Linked DNA regions of Homo sapiens: region 2 is linked to region 1. Evidence: read pairs that join two places in POLR2A ChIA-PET (ENCODE). Cell type or tissue: PC-9. All regions are shown on one strand. Each heading gives the region's core, and the rest is flanking DNA. Links, peaks and the distances in the headings are about the cores only. Region 1 overlaps ASB14 (ankyrin repeat and SOCS box containing 14). Region 2 has its middle 23 kb from the start of SPATA12.

Evidence for each region. ChIA-PET counts read pairs that join two places held together with the same protein. Peaks named below come from ENCODE experiments on the same cell type or tissue, not always from the same donor. Only the 100,000 strongest peaks of a DNase experiment are listed, where the experiment ranks them.
Region 2: POLR2A ChIA-PET joins it to region 1 with 7 read pairs; 2 of 35 experiments call an interaction of 5 or more read pairs at or near these places.

Annotation. Positions count from the first base shown.
Region 1 is chr3:57,283,957-57,286,871 of GRCh38, forward strand. All of the region lies in intron 5 of ASB14 (ankyrin repeat and SOCS box containing 14), which reads right to left. Among named protein-coding and RNA genes, the nearest start is that of ASB14, 7.3 kb to the right of the region's middle. In PC-9, for the core only: no CTCF peak of the experiment used is centred there; no DNase peak of the experiment used is centred there.
Region 2 is chr3:57,082,168-57,085,082 of GRCh38, forward strand. No RefSeq gene overlaps it. Among named protein-coding and RNA genes, the nearest start is that of SPATA12, 23 kb to the left of the region's middle. In PC-9, for the core only: no CTCF peak of the experiment used is centred there; DNase peaks (open chromatin) are centred at 1,284 and 1,674; H3K27ac peaks cover 2,137 bases.

The DNA of each region.
Region 1 (2,915 bases), core at 91-2,590:
TCATTTCTGCATTACCACACTTTGGCAACACACCAAAGTATGTTGTATAGAAAGCCCCTTAAGTTTCTGTAAGGAAATGTAAAGAAAATGATTTTGTAGTTAAAAAAATAATAATAAAAGGCTTGGGAACACTGTGTATGTGTGTGTGTGTGTGTGTGTGTGTGTGTGTATGTATGTAAATATATATATATTTAGGCTCTCATTCTGTCATCCAGGCTGAAGTGCAGTGGTACGATCATAGCTCCCTGCAGCCTTGAACTGCTGGGCTCAGTCAATCCTCCTGCCTTAGCCTCCCAAGAAGCTGGGTCTACAGGCATATGCCACCATGCCTGGCTAATTTCTTTAAAAATTTCTGTAGAGATGCAGTCTTGGTATGTTGCCCAGGCTGGTCTTAAACCCCTGGGTTCAAGTGATCTTCCTGCCTCAGCCTCCCAAAGGCTGGGATTACTGGCGTGAGCCACTAATCTCAGCCAGCACTATATATTCTATCACCCTCTTCAAGATTCACTTTGTACATTGGTATATTGAAGTCTCTGAGGAATCTTGCAATGCATTTGCTTAACTTTTTAACCCGGCATTTTCCATGACCTATCAATAGGGACATGCTGTTTAGGTGCCACAGAAATGGAATCATTTGACCTACCAGATAGGCTGAAGTGAAGAGAGGAAAACTAGCTCTACCGTTGTTACAACAGGCTTCACAGCCTCACGGTTTTTACATATGTGATTTTTCTACGCACAAGACAAGTACTATCTTATAGACAAGGAAACAGGTTTAGAGAGGTTAGATCTGACCCAGAGTTCTTTTCACTATACAGTGCTAGGGTGCTTTATGGTTTATGCGTGCTTTCTCAGAGAAGGCTTTTCTGCTCAGTGTTTTCTGTATAAAATGCAAAGCGTTAGCATCTTGGGACAAACCATGAAGGGACCCCAAATCCTAATTTTTGGCAGTACTCTGTTGGTCTCTCTTTAATTTTCAGTGTTGTTTTTTTTTTTTTTTTGAGACAGAGTATTGCTCTGTCACCCAGGCTGGAGTGCAGTGGCGCAATCTTGGCTCACTGCAACCTCGTCTCTCCCTGGTTCAAGCGATTCTCCTGCCTCAGCCTCCCTAGTAGCTGGGATTACAGGTGCCTGCCACCAAGCTCTGCTAATTTTTGTATTTTTAGTAGAGACAGGGTTTCACCATGTTGGTCAGGCTGGTCTCAAACTCCTGATCTCAGGTGACCGGCCGGCCTCGGCCTCCCAAAGTGCTGGGATTACAGGTGTGAACTACCGTGCACAGCCTAATTTTCAGCTTTTATTTTGATAAAAGTTATACATGTACAGAACTTAAAGAGCCAATTACTGTGAAGTCCATCACTCTTTCCCTACAATCTTTTTCCTTCTCCAGAGGGATCCTTTAGCTGATTCTTTGCTCTTCATGCCCGTGTCTCTAAGTAACCTGCTTGTATTGATACTTGTTGATTTTTGGTTTTGGTATAATTTAATGACTTCTTACCATAGAAAATGAGGATTTAACTTTTTTTCCTCCTGTCCCCACCACATGTGCACATTTCTCGTCCCACCATCCTAATATTTTTGTAGCATAATTTTTGTTAAATATTTAATATTTACCTTCATGTATGTCATTCAAAGGTAGGCCATATTTACATTTCCTTTTATGCACATCTTTTTGTTTTCCCTGGAGTTAATACTTGTCTTATGTTTCATTTGCTTAGTTTCCAATTTATCATTAATTCCACCCCAAACTCTCTAAACTGTCTACATCTCCCTTCAAGATGTCATTCCTAGCCCACCATGGTCTTGAAGAAGCCTCTACCTGGGGCCTCCTGACCTGTTCCAATCTGGACCTCAGTGCCTGGTCATGTTTGGTCATCCTAAGATCGTTATTCCCCTCATCTTAGGGATCTCATTTGCCTCCCACCTGGCTTGGATCTTCTGTTTTCTGGATGCCAAACTTTTGTTTTTCTGCTTTACTCCGATGTTGGTAGAACATTTGCTCCGTTAGCTTCCTAACAGTAGGGAACAAGAAAGTTTTTGAGATTTCCTATGTCTGAAAATATCTTTTATGTCTTTAATCTACTGTCAGATTTGAGAGTTGGAGCAAATATAGAATTTTAAGTTGGAAGTATTTTTTCCTCAGAATCTGTAAAACTATTATTCACCACCAATTACTTCAAGCTTCTAGTTACCATTGAGATGTCTGAAACCATTCTGATTTTTCATCTTTTGTATATTATGTATTCCTTTTTTTCTCTCAGGAAGTCTGTGGAAACTTCTTTCCACAGTGACTTGTGAGTCTTCCCTAGTGACTTGTCTTTTTTTTTTTCAGCTTTTTATGATTTTTTATTATAATTTAAAAGAGGCTATGTAAGTAGAAAAGTTTAATTCCACCTCTGAGATGATCTTTAACATTTTCACATGTATCCTTGAATTATTTATTTCTACATGTTACATTTTAAAGAACTTTTTGTTACACAAAATTCTCTAATAATTGGCTTTTCTGCATTTATAGTATGAACTCACATTTAGAGAAGAATACTTAGACCCCCAAGATCCTAAAACATCTAACTTTATCCATCTCGCTATTCAATCACTAATTATTGGCATCAAATGTGTACGAGGAGCCTTGCTAGCTGCTGAGGTGCTGAATCAGTATGAATTCTGCTAATAACCATTTATAATTTGCCACAGAAAGTTCTCTCATTGCTCTAAGACTAAGACTAGAAACAAAGTGCCGAGGGTATTGGGTCTTTTACGGTTCATTGAGCTGGCACTTAGTGTGGCCCTTTATTCTGGAAACACTTGTCCTTCATTTTAGGAAATCATTTTCTTGACTTATTGCATTGGCCATATACCACCTCCATCTTGTCTGTTCTCTCATTCCTCTTATTCACATGTTGCTACTCTTGGAT
Region 2 (2,915 bases), core at 309-2,808, 200 kb before region 1:
GATGGGCAAAGGATGAGCTGTGACTGACACCAGGCAGAAAAGCAATGGAGAGGGGCCAGGGCAAGGGGCTGGGTAGCACCTTCAGGGAAAGCAGCCGCAGGAGAAGGCACAACCAGGGTCAAGGGTGGGACTCTGAGATGACTGGCCCCAGCCACCTAGTAACCACTGGGTACCTTGAACACTTGCTGAGTGTCTGTTGTGTGTAACCTTACATTTAAAACCCTCTGCTTATGTAACACTACTCACTGTAAAGCAATATAGAAAATAGCAGAGGTACAAAGAATAAGAAAACCCACCCACAATCACACCATCCAGCAGTAACCACTGTTAATCTGTGTCCTTTATTTTTCATTTAACATATTGTGAATGCTTTCCTTTGTCGTGAAATATTCTCCCACAACATGATTGCTAAAGGCCATTTGGTCCATTGTATGCATGTGCCCTCTTATAATCAATTCCGACTGGTACTTGGTTTGTTCCTCATTTCTCGTTATCAGGATAATGCTTAGTAATGAATTTTTTGTTTGTTTGTTTTTTGAGGCAGAACCTCACTCTGTTGCGCAGGCTGGAATACAGTGATGTGATCTCACTGCAACCTTCACCTCCCAGGTTCAAGTGATTCTCGTGCCTCAGCTTCCCGAGTAGCTGGAATCACAGGCACCCACCACCATGCCCAGCTAATTTTTTTTTTTAATTAGAAATGGGGTTTTGCCATGTTGGCCAGGCTGGTCTCAAACTCCTGGCCTCAAGTGATCCACCCACCTTGGCCTCCCAAAGCGGGGATTACAGGTGTGAGCCACCACTTCCGGCCTGAAAATCTTTTTTTTTTTTTTTTTTTTTTTTTTTTTTTTTTTTTTTTTGAGGCAGGGTCTCGGTGTCTTGCCCAGGCTGGAGTGCAGTGGCACAATCTCAGCTCAGTACAACCTTGACCTCCCAGGCTCAAGTGATCCTCTCACCTCAGTCTCCCAAGTAGCTGGGACTACAGGCGTGCACCACCATACCCAGCTAATTTTTGTATTTTTTTGTAGAGACAGGTTCTCACTATGTTGCCAAAGCTGGTCACCAACTCCTAAACTCAAGCAATCTACCCGCCTCAGCCTCCCAAAGTGCTGGGATTATAGGCATGAGCCACCATATCCAGCCTCAAAAATCTTTGCACAACAAATGTAAGCACGCATTTTTAGTTACTTACTAAAGATAAAACCCCAGAAGTGGAATTACTGGAAGAGACATTTAACTCTCTGCCTGTAGCAATGCACTGTATAGATGCTCCCCCTCCCCCACTTTTTGGCATTTGAAAGGTGTGCCGTGTCCGGTTGCAGTCTTCACCCAGGGGATGGTGATGTGTCTGGGTATCGGTCTTTTTTTTTTTTTTGAGACAAGAGTCTCACTGTATCACCCAGGCTGCAGTGCAATGGCGCGATCTCGGCTCACTGCAGCCTCTGCCTCCCGGGCTCAAGTGATTCTCCTGCCTCAGCCTACTGAGTAGCTGGGATTACAGGCCCACGCCACCACACCCGGCTAATTTTTGTATTTTCAGTAGAGACGGGGTTTCACCATGTTGGTCAGGCTGGTTTCACACTCCTGACCTCGTGATCCGCCCGCCTCGGCCTTCCAAAGTGCTGGGATTACAGGTGTGAGTCACTGCGCCTGGCCTGGGTGTCAGTCTTATTGTTCAGGCCTAAGCAATGCTCTTCAAGTGCTACTAAAAGCCTTCTTTGGAAGCAAGTCCTTTCTGCTTTCATAATCTGGGTTAGAAAACCTGAGGAGCAAGGCTGAGCTGGGGAGTGGGAAGACAGAGAGAGGCTGTGGAGTGGGAAATACCTGAGTTCAAATACAACTTGAGCCCTGTCCTGAGGTGGGACATGGGCTCCAAAGTCCCTTTGGGAGGCTGAGGGGAGCTCAGGCACTATGCAATGCATGGCATAGTAGCAGGCATCCAACACACATTGGTAATTCTGATACGGCTCGTGTCGCTAACCAAACCTGTGTCTATAGCAAGCTATTATCCAGTCTGAGGACAGGAACCACAGGGTGTAAAACCTTGAGATAACAGAGCCTTGTGGGGGAAATACATAAAACAGCCCAGTCGTTCTCCACTCTGGGATCATGGTAAATGGATGGGAGCCATGTTCCAATTTGCAAAGTGAGGCACAGATGCAGTTTTCTCTTCTAGGGAGCCTTTTAAATTTACTAATAACTGTTATTTCTCAGCCGGGCACATGGCTCATGCCTGTAATCCTAGCGCTTTGAGAGGCCAAAGCAGGTAGATTGCTTGAGCCCAGGAGTTCAAGACCAGCCTGGGCAACATGGTGAAACCCCATCTCTACAAAAAAACACAAAAATCAGTGGGGCATGGTGGCGCAGGCCTATAGTCCCAGCTACTCAGGAGGCTAAAGTGGGAGGATCGCTTGAGCCTGGGAGGTTGAGGCTGTAGTGAGTGGATCTGCAGCTTGGGGTGACACAGTGAGACCCTGTTAAATAAATAATAAAAATAATAAAGAAAGAAAAGAAAAAAACACTATTATTCCCTATCTTGATGACAGCTAAAACAGATAGTAATGTTTTTGAGCACTTGTCATGTGCCAGGCACTGAGCGGGCTATCCCCTCCCATCCCCTGCTTTATCCTCACAACAACCCCATGAGGCAGGTACATTTTTTTACCTTCGTCTGACTGATGAGGAAACTGAGAACCAGGGAGATGAGGTGACTTGCCCCAGTGACTACTCAGTGGTAGGGTGGGGTGCAAGCTGGTTAAAGCAGTAAAACAAGAGTCCAGTCCAGATGGAAGGCCTCCGCAAGGGATACGGCCTCCCCTCATGAAGCAACATTCTAGTGAGCAAGAGGTTCCTGAAGACACATGTCAGGACCTAGACTAGAGGTGGACAGTAGACAGGGAAGGTCTCATTGCAAA